Regions from separate parts of the Homo sapiens genome. Here region 2 is linked to region 1. A link is a contact called in ENCODE Hi-C or POLR2A ChIA-PET data. All regions are on one chromosome and are shown on one strand. The core of a region is the stretch at or near the end of the contact, and the rest is flanking DNA. Distances in the headings are between cores, read along the strand shown. Region 1 overlaps SATB1-AS1 (SATB1 antisense RNA 1). Region 2 has its middle 270 kb from the start of SATB1-AS1.

What was found. A loop is a pair of places that touch in the nucleus more often than their neighbours do. ChIA-PET counts read pairs that join two places held with the same protein, here RNA polymerase II (POLR2A). Pooled maps may share reads with other maps.
Region 2: a loop to region 1 is called in a pooled map, with 2.2 times the contacts of the local background. The contact joins two enhancer-like sites. A Hi-C loop is called at or near these places in 4 of 50 pooled maps. POLR2A ChIA-PET finds 5 or more read pairs at or near these places in 5 of 52 experiments (OCI-LY7, activated CD4-positive, alpha-beta T cell, activated CD4-positive, alpha-beta memory T cell and 1 more).

The regions. Positions count from the first base shown.
Region 1 is chr3:18,496,528-18,501,410 of GRCh38, reverse strand. The region is part of intron 4 of SATB1-AS1 (SATB1 antisense RNA 1); the gene reads right to left. Among named protein-coding and RNA genes, the nearest start is that of SATB1-AS1, 54 kb to the right of the region's middle. Within about 2 kb of position 1,935, at least 4 of the 41 ENCODE cell types and tissues checked have a DNase peak (open chromatin) inside an H3K27ac peak, as active enhancers do.
Region 2 is chr3:18,710,638-18,715,855 of GRCh38, reverse strand. No RefSeq gene overlaps it. Among named protein-coding and RNA genes, the nearest start is that of SATB1-AS1, 270 kb to the right of the region's middle. Within about 2 kb of position 2,780, at least 2 of the 41 ENCODE cell types and tissues checked have a DNase peak (open chromatin) inside an H3K27ac peak, as active enhancers do.

The DNA of each region.
Region 1 (4,883 bases), core at 686-3,185:
CATTCCCCCAGTGTTGATGAAGATAAACTGTTGTATAACTCACACTCCTATCTATATATATAACATTTCCATTGCTCAAGCACATTTCCTCCTTGTTTGTTCCAGTCAATCCCCGCTTGTTACAGTCAGCATAACACTGCCCTAACAAAATATTACAAATTGAATGACTTATAAACAACATTTATTTCTCACAGCTTTGGAGGGTGGAAAGTCCAAGATCAAGGCACTAGCACATTCAATGTCTGGTGAGGGCCTGTTTTCTGATTTATAGATAGTGCCTTCTTGCTGTTTTTTTCACTTGGTGGAAGGAGCAAGAGAGATTTCTGGAAACTTTTAATTGGGATTAAGGGCAGTAAATCCCAATTATGAGGGCTCTGTCCTGCTGACCTAATCACCTCCCAAAGTCCCCACCTCCTAATGTCATCACACTGGTAAGTAGATTCAACATATGAATTTGAGAGAGACACAAACATTCAGACCACAGAACCACTGCTTTATTTCATCACAGGTGAGTTTTACCTATTCTGGCCCTTCATATAAATGAAATCATATAGCATATACTCTTTTGTGGAAAACTTCTTTAGCTCAGCATTTTGAGAATAATTTATATTATTTATGTATATCAGTAATTTGTATATATTTATTGCCAAGTAATATTCTATTATATGAATAAACCAAAGTTTGTTTATCTACTGTTTTATTGATGGACATTGGAGTGACTGGCTATTATGAATAAGGATGCTTTAAACATTCTTGTACAAATCTTTTTGTTGACACATGTCTTCACTTCTTTTTAGTAAAACCTAAAAGCATAAATGGTGAGTCGTAGGACAGGTGTATGTTTACATGAGAAATTGCCAGACTAATTCCTAGGTCGTTTTGTCATTTTATACTCTCATTATCAGTGTATGGTGATTCCACTTGTTTCACATCCTCAACAACACTTAGTATTGTCAGTCTTTTAGTTGTAGCCATTCTAGTGACTCTGTAGTAATAACTCATTGGTTTTAATTCACATTTCTCTAATGATTTATTATGTAGACCTAGACATCAAAGAAAACACAGGCATATATCTTAGTGACTTAAGAATAACAAAAAATTCCTTTTACAAGACACAGAAAGCACTCACTATTAAAGGAAAAGCATAAAGATATAGTAGACTTCACAGAAATTAAAATCGTAAGAAAATAGGTTTAAAAGCCACATGTATGTACATATAATATATACATGCAAAGGACTTGTACCTAGACTATGTAACAATTTCTATAATGCAATTTTTTTAATCCAGTGGAAAATTATGGGCAAGAGATTTGAACAGGCACTTCACAAAGGAATATATATATACGCACACACAAAATGACCAAAAAGCACATGAGAAAATGCCTCATAGCATTTCATCATTACCTTTTATAGAAGCCATCACTTTTTATTTTTGTACCACAGTTTGTGAAAGTATAACTCCCAACCCAAACTGTATAAACCTGAAAGTACAATGAATATTTAAGGCACCTTTGTCCTACCTCCAAGGTATATGTACATGTGGAGGAGTGAGAGACTCACAAATATTTTTAAATCATTGAGCAAATGAATTAACATTGTATATCTTAAGACATTTTAGCAGACATTAATATTGCAAACAAATGAAGCAGTAATAAGGCAGTGCCTAGAGAAGAAAAAGAAAACAGATAACAAGAGAAATAAGCCTAAGAAGTGAGGGGGCGGGGGGAAGTATTTCTCACAGACAAATGAAGTGAATTTAAAACGCTAGTGTAAAATAAAAGAGGAAATAGGGTTAGTAGAATAAAACAACAAAGATAATGTGAAGCAAACTTTCCCAAAATAAGACACCTACTCTTTTGCATGGGCAACCCATCTCTGTGTGGGTAATTTTGCATTAACAAAAGCCCAGGGGAAGCTATCAGACCAAAACAGGAAGCCGTGCATGTGTGCTCAGGTGGAAGTTGCCAAGACATGCCCCTTGTGTACTCTGATGTGCATTCTGCTTGCCAGAAAACTCAGATTCCTTGTCAGAAGTTAGACCCAGAAAATGCAGATAGCATCATTATTGCATCCACAGTAGTGTTTTCAGATTCTGGTGACATCATCTAGGAATTCTCAGCCATGATAATTTTAACTCCTATGGGGCATTCTCTTTCTGAGATAAAATTTGTCCACTGAGCCATTTGTGAATGACTTATATGAAACCCATTCATCCCCATGATTCAAAGACTACTGTTCAGTATTTATAGTAACTCTATAAGGAATTTTCTAGAACTATAGGCTTACTCGAACCATCTTTATAATTATTTCAAAATAATAAGGCACATTGTTTCAGATGATGACCTCAAGACTCAGTTATTTTCAGGCTAAATCTCTGAATATATTTCAATGATCTTATTTCTATCTCAAATTTCAAACTAATTTGTATAAATCATTTAATTTCCATGTGAAAGACTTTTTTCTCTCCTGATCAGATACTAAAATATCAGAACTTTGAAACGTGGAAATTCTGACCAATAAATGCAATTTTCATGATTTTTCTTTTTGGGATTCTCAGGAGGAAAAAAAACCTCACCTATTGAATAAGTTACATTTCATGACTAGGGCAGTAAATTAGTGGATTCGAGGTAAACTCTGGGTGAGGTGTATATGGGTTCTGGGAATAGAACCAAAAACAGAAGTTTAAAAAAAGAGAGAAGCTTGAAAAAATTTAGAGAACCCTAAAAAATGAAATTCCAGAGGGATATCTTATACTTAACTGTAAAATATGTGTGCTTGTGTGTGTGTGTGTGTGTGTTTGTGAGGGTGGGTTGGGGGTGTATGGGAGTCAGAAAATGAAAAACTTAAGTGAAAGTTATAGTTTTGTTGGGAAAACCTTCAAGGCTGAGTTTTTCTGTCATGAAATCAACACATAAAGCTATTTTATAAACAAAGGAGATGGAGACAGTTAACTTATAAATAGATCTAATTCACACACTCATTCATTCATAATTTAAATCCTGCAACAGGAAATAGAGCATATTCTAAACTTAATCTCATCCCCTTCTTCAATGCATTATGAAGCTCAAGACATAGTTTTGAAACAAATTAAAGATACTATCTTTATGTAAAGGATAAAATTTGTTATCCTAAGATATAGTAAGTGGGTTTAGCCAATGTGAATCTTGTGTCTTAGGCTCACCCAAAAGTCCTATAAATGAATCCAACCTAACCTTAGAATGCCCATAACTACATGCACACTGAATTTCTGTCTGACCACCTGGACTTCAGCCCAAACTGTCATGCTCTCCTTAGCTTCCAGGTTCCACATCTCAGCTCCTGACATTGCTTTAAGTTCTTCTGAGTTTGGTGCCCTTGTCTCAGCCCTTCATTCCCACCATGCTCTCAAGACTTCAGTATTCAGTCTCTCACACCAGATCTCCAGGTGAGAGTCACCCACATAGCAACTTGACCCAGGTTGGTGAAACCAATCAAACATTTGCTTACTCCCATCAAGATTCCTACAGGGAAAGGGTTACATTCAGTAATTCTATTTGCCATCTTTGTTGCAAGCATTCTCTTCTTTTTCTAGAAAATGTCTCCTAGAAACTAAATCAAATGCAGGAGATGGCTTGGCAGTTACCAAGAGAAGTCATTGAAATAACTCCTGCAAAGTCATAAACTGTTGAGGAAGCAGAAACTAAGGACTGGCCATTTGCTTTTTTTAAACACCAAGCTGAACAAATTTTCTAGCTGTTTCTAAGAACTAGAAATTGTAATTCATTCCATTATACCTTGATAAAGTTGGGAAATATGAAATAGTTGACACCAACTTAAAGGAATTAACATGTCTGGGAATGTTTGAAATGACATTTTGGATTTCGGAGTGAATATGCAGACACATAAATGAGCTGAGTAAAACATCAGGGTGTTATTATACTAAAGATTCATAAAACAATAGCAAACTGTACAAAAATATTGCTTTCCTTGCACACTCTGCTCAAAGAGAATTTCCCATTTTACTTTTAACATTTGGATCCAACTGTTTTTACAGCCATCTCTTTGGTGTTAAAACGGAGGATAAACATATTTATCTCTAAGCAAAACATACCCAGAAAGTAAGAACTCCTTTAAAAAATGACTATGCCTGAGATGCCACCTCAGAAGTATTATTCTCTAATTGAAGACAACCATCTAAAATACACATACAACATACACACAGATGTTGTGTGTATGCCAGATCTGAAGCCAGAGACCTAGATAAACATAAGGCAAGGAGAAGCCACCAAAACCAAATGGCAGAGTACTCTTCAACCTGGGGGATGGACATACTACCTCAAACCATTCTTGAAGCCTCCCTTATTTCTCATGTTTTCTCAATGAATAGCTAAAAGGAGAAAAAAGTGCTGTGGCCAGGATTGGGAGAAAACAAAATTAAATGGTTCAAAATTCTAGAATGACATCAAGGTAAAGGCAAATTGATTACAGTTATCATTTTCTTTGTCTTTTCCAATTTATAGTAAACGGACTCTGAGAATACATGCTTGGGGCTCTTCTGCTCTCCTTGACTGCCCTCTCTCAGGGTAATGATGGCTTAGATTTTCCAATAAAAAATCTGATATAGAATATATATACATCCTAAAAAAGATGTATGTACATCATTTTTCAGATGTTTAATATTTTTTAAATGCTCAAAGAGGGTCTCATATTTAAAGGTCTCCCCAAAATTATATATGTCTAAGTTCTAATTTTGGCATTTGGGACTATAATGTGCATCATATAAGAATAGTATTCCATTTCAGAATTAGTGAATGGGTTTGCTACACCAGAACATCAGACTTCAGCATGTTATTTTTGTATTTTGTTTTACATCACAATTCAGATCATTTTTGTGACTACCTATC
Region 2 (5,218 bases), core at 1,531-4,030, 210 kb before region 1:
ATCTCGAATAAAGTAAGTGAGGCACCTGGGGCACAAAATTTAAGGAGGCATTCACTTTCAGAGATGTGCAAGCCCAAGTTTGAAACTTCATGACAAAATAGTAAATAATGAGTGCTTTCTCAAATTTTGTGCCTATGTGTTTCAGTCTAGTCCCAATCTTGAAAAGAAAACATAAACCAATGAAAGTTAACTTAAGCAGAAAAGGTATTTGTTAAAAAAGAAAATAAAAAACATTTGTTTGCATAACCCATAGAATCACAAAGAGTGCTAAGAAAACAGGATTGGATAATACACAATGAGGAATAGGCCCTCATTCATGCCACAGATCCAGTGATTGCATCCCATTTGCCACTGTTGAACAGACATATCCAGCCTTGAGCTTCTCACCACATTAGAGCTGGACAGTGTACCAATTTCATCATAACCACAGGCTCTGCAGTTTCTGAAAAATGGATTTAACTGCTGTTGCTGCTGCTGCCACCTCTCTCACCAAAATTCATAACAACACTAGCTTCTAAGTCAAAGTTGGGGAAAAATGATCTGAATGGTATGATCTAGGTCATGTGTCCAAGATGCAGAAGACTCTGAGAAAGTCAGTATTTGCACTTGTGACTTCCATGTTGAGGATAGGCTTAGATTCATTATATAGGAGAATCTCTAAATATATGGGAATTTAGATCTTGGATGGTCAAAAACTAATGGCAAGTGGCAATCGATACTATAAAATAATTGGAAGCTGTGATAAGTTCTGTGAAAAAATAAGGATTAATAAAGAATAAAAGAAGAGGAATCCACTTGAAATACAGTGGTCAGCAAGAGATGTAAGCTGTGACCTAAGAAAGGGAAGGATCTAGCTATGCAAAGTCTGGTTACAAGTAGAGGAAAGAACAGAGTAAAAGTCCGTAGGATGGGAAGGAGCTTGGTGTGTTCCTGTAACTAATAAGAGCTGGAGCATAAGTGAGGCAATATGGACAGGAGTTAGATCATACTGGGTCTTGTAGGCTGTGGTTAGATATTTGTATTTTACCCCGAACACAATGGGAAGTCATTGTAAGCTTTTAGCAAGAAATAAAATTATCTAATTTCAATTTTTTAAAGAAAATCACTTTGCCAATGTCTAGAGAAGGAATTGGTATGGAAAGAGTCAAATCAGAGATATTAGCTGGGAGGCTGTTGTGGTATTCTGGGGAGAGAAGATGGTCTGAAATAAGAAGGTGACAGGCCGGGCGCGGTGGCTCACGCCTGTAATCCCAGCACTTTGGGAGGCCGAGGCGGGCGGATCACGAGGTCAGGAGATCGAGACCATCCCGGCTAAAACGGTGAAACCCCGTCTCTACTAAAAATACAAAAAATTAGCCGGGCGTAGTGGCGGGCGCCTGTAGTCCCAGCTACTTGGGAGGCTGAGGCAGGAGAATGGCGTGAACCCGGGAGGCGGAGCTTGCAGTGAGCCGAGATCCCGCCACTGCACTCCAGCCTGGGCGACAGAGCGAGACTCCGTCTCAAAAAAAAAAAAAAAAAAGAAGGTGACAGCAGAGATCAGTATAAAATTTTGGATCAGATGCATATGTTTGGAGGCAGAATCAATGACTTGAATTTGGTAAGTTGGGGGAAAAGAGGAATCATGGACAATTGCTAGATTTCTGGCTTAAGTAATTGAATGAATAGTTGAAACTTTTACTGAAATGGAGAAGTGGAAACCAGGTATGGTAGTAAAAGTTCAAGAGTTCTATTTGGGACATGTTCAGTTGGTAACGTTAGTATGTCATCAAATAGGCAAGGCTTCCACTCAAGCTGTGAAAGTACCTCAAGACTTGTAACAAACCAATTTACAAATATTTCAAGTAAAACTAATATTAAACATTCCATGACTCTTGGAGTCCAGAAATATTATGTTGGTTTTTCTCTGTTTTTTTTCTTTATTTTTTAAAAAATAACCAAATGTTCAGACATACAGAAAAGTACAGGAATAAAAACTTGCAAGACACCTGTATATCCACCAACCGGATTTAACAAATGTTAACATTTTACTATATTCGCTTCAGATCTTTTTCTAAATACATAATACAGTACACACACTCTACTCCCTCATCCCATTTCTCTTAACAGTATGATGTCATTTATATAAAATTCCAAAATACTCAAAACAATTCTATGTATTTTTAATGGACCACTGCACATCTAGTAAAATTATAAAAACAAGCATGTCAGGACATGCCAACAGCAAAATATAGTTTTTGTTTTTCTAATTTACATTAAATGTAGTGCATTACCCACACATAGGGGTTCTGAGAAATCACACCTCAGTCATTTTGGAGTGTGGCTTTTCCCCTCACTTGAAATCTTACAGGAAATCTACTGCTATGGCAACCCAGGGACATTGGAGGGAACCTCTAGCTTGCAGTTCATTGGAGTCACATCTGAAATGCTCTTTGCCTGAATTGACAAAGACCCTTTGGGAGCGGAAAGGCTGAATCTTTGCAGTATCTGCTCCCTTATGCCAAATGTGCCTCCAGAGCCTGTCACAGCTCTCAGTGCCACCACCACTTGTGTTAAGGCCCAGCATCCACAGCGCCTCCTCATCAGAAGTCCCAGACCTTGGCACACACAATCTCCAACCTCCCAGTTCCAGGAAATGTAATTCTTCCTAAAGGTAGACCTCCCCTTTGCTCCTTCAACATTGCCAACCTCTAGCTTTGGAGCAATACAGTCAGTCCTCAGTCACCAGCTTAACAAACTAAAGGCGTCTTATTTCCGCTAGGGTAAGGGAAGCCAGCACTCAGAACAGTAAGCTCTGTCAACCTTCAAAGAAAAATGCAAAACGATCTCTCTTTTTTTTTTTTTTCCCAACGAGCTTATAAGCCACACTTATGGCAAATGCCATTCACTTCTCAGACAGTTTATTTTCTCCCACTGAATGCACTTTCCCTTTTGCACATGGCCCTGCTGACCACACTCTCCAATGGAGCTTACCTAGAGTGTTCCCAGCACTCACTTCAGTAGGTTCTTTTCTCTACTACTGTTCTTTTGCCCCCTTAGGAGATGGCATGCAAACACTGGACATTTGACTATTTTCATCACTTACTACTCTGACTTCCTCCATAGTTTCTTTCTTTCATCTTGATCTCTTAATTCCAATCATTTCCTATTCTTCTCAGAGAGGCTTTCTCTTTTTTCTTCATTTTTCTGCCTTTTATTTCATTGGTAAACCAAAAATATTACTTGATAAATAAAAGGGTATTTCTACCAACATAACAGAATAAAGGAAAACAAAATACATTTAAGGTAGGAATCCTATTGTCCACTGAATACGAAACAAACAAATGCTCTTATCTACTCAAGCCAGTAACAGGGCTGAAAAATCCATTTCCAAATTTCTGCTGAATTCATATGCACCTATATCCTCATATACTTCCTAATTAAACTTGCTTTTCTCAAGTGACTATTCACAAGTAACAGTTAAGTAAAACACACACACACACACACACGCAAACACACACACACAGTGTTTTTTATTTAACTTAAAAACATATCCATTTTGTGGGAAAAAAAAGTACTTAATACATTAAAAAGCTGTATTGCAGGATTTTGTGGAATAGATTAGAGACCTATACTACCACTAACAACATTGTTTCTCAGACACAATGAGCTCCAAGTTCCACTTAGAAATTTTAGCAAAGTAACCCATTGGTGACTCTGTACACACACAGTCAGACAATGAAAATAATTCCTACTTTCAGTATGGAAATATTTAATTTTTCTACAAATATTTTATTCATTTCAGCACAACTGTTTTATTTCAATTATTAGAGAATTATCTAAATGTCTTTCTTTCCCATAAGGTTTTTAAGTATAGGACAAATACTTATTAAGGGCATACTAAGGGTGTCCAGAACTAAGTGAACAAGATAGGCAAAACTTCAGTTTTTTATAAACGGTGTATTTTCCTTCATTCTTATTTTCAGGTACAAAGTTGCTAAATAATAAAAGTAGGGTATTTAATTACTCCTACACTGAGTTCATAAACTACTGAAATTCTTACATATCTGAAAGCTTTCAAAAAATAGGATAAAATCATTTTTGTACCTCTCATGCTGAAAATATATATGGCACACAATAGGCTTGCAATAAATAATTGAAAATGGAAAATTATCTATCTAGAATGCTATTAGATATAGCCCTGCCCAAAGGGGAAAGAAGATAATTCACAATCTCTTTGAATCCTTAGATTGTATTTTCTCAGCATCATGGTGGTATTCCATGTTCCCTTCTTCTCACACTCTCCCAACCCTAAATCCCTAAATGGCTGAATTCAGGGAAGCAGGACTGGACAAATCAAATGCCTCATTAAAGATGCCTGCAGAAATATGCCTAAAGATGAAATTATAGCTCTTAGACCAGCACTCAAAACCGTGGAATAAAAGAAAGGAGAGGAGGAGGGGTGGGGGCAAAATGATGCGATTTGACCGTGGTTACTTATCCAGCAAATGTTTCTGAAAGCTACTAACTACTAATTGTGGTAAAGGTTTTTAAGCCTGGAAATGGTGAGTCTCTCTCTCTTTCCCTGACGCTCTGTAATTCATGTGCAGTTTGGGAATGGCATTATGTCTTAAATACAATAATATTTTAGAAAAATTTGAACACTCTTAAGTTAATAGGTATACCAATTTGGAGCCATAAAAGAGATGCAACTCCAGAGATTTCAAATAATTTAATAAGGCGTTACCATTTTTCTAAAGTTCTGTAGTACTTTTTTTTCACCAGCCTAGAAAGCTCTACCATGTGGCCTAATTCAAGGCTGCAAGCAGGAAAAATTACTGACTTCATTATGCCTGCCAGGCGCTCTCCAGTAAAAGTGTTAGGCATCAGGCGTTGCCATTCTAGGAGGCTCTGTAGAAAGCTTTTGCCCTGACAGATCTCCACTGGCTTCTTATGAAAACCAGTGGAGAGAAGGAGGTTATGTTCTATTGTGTACCAAGCTTAGAGGTTTTTGCCCCCCACCCCACAACTCCTTTGCCTTAGAAAAGGCCACAGCGGGGCCTAGTCACACTGGAGTCATAATAGCCCTTAGGCCACTGAGCGACATTTAGGGCCTGCTGAAGAGAGATTTATGTTTATTATTATTACCATTAATGGTATTACTGTTATTGTTGTTATTATCCATTGCTTATTGGAAATGAGCATTCTGTGGTCTTTTGAAACATTCCACTGCTTTCCCTGC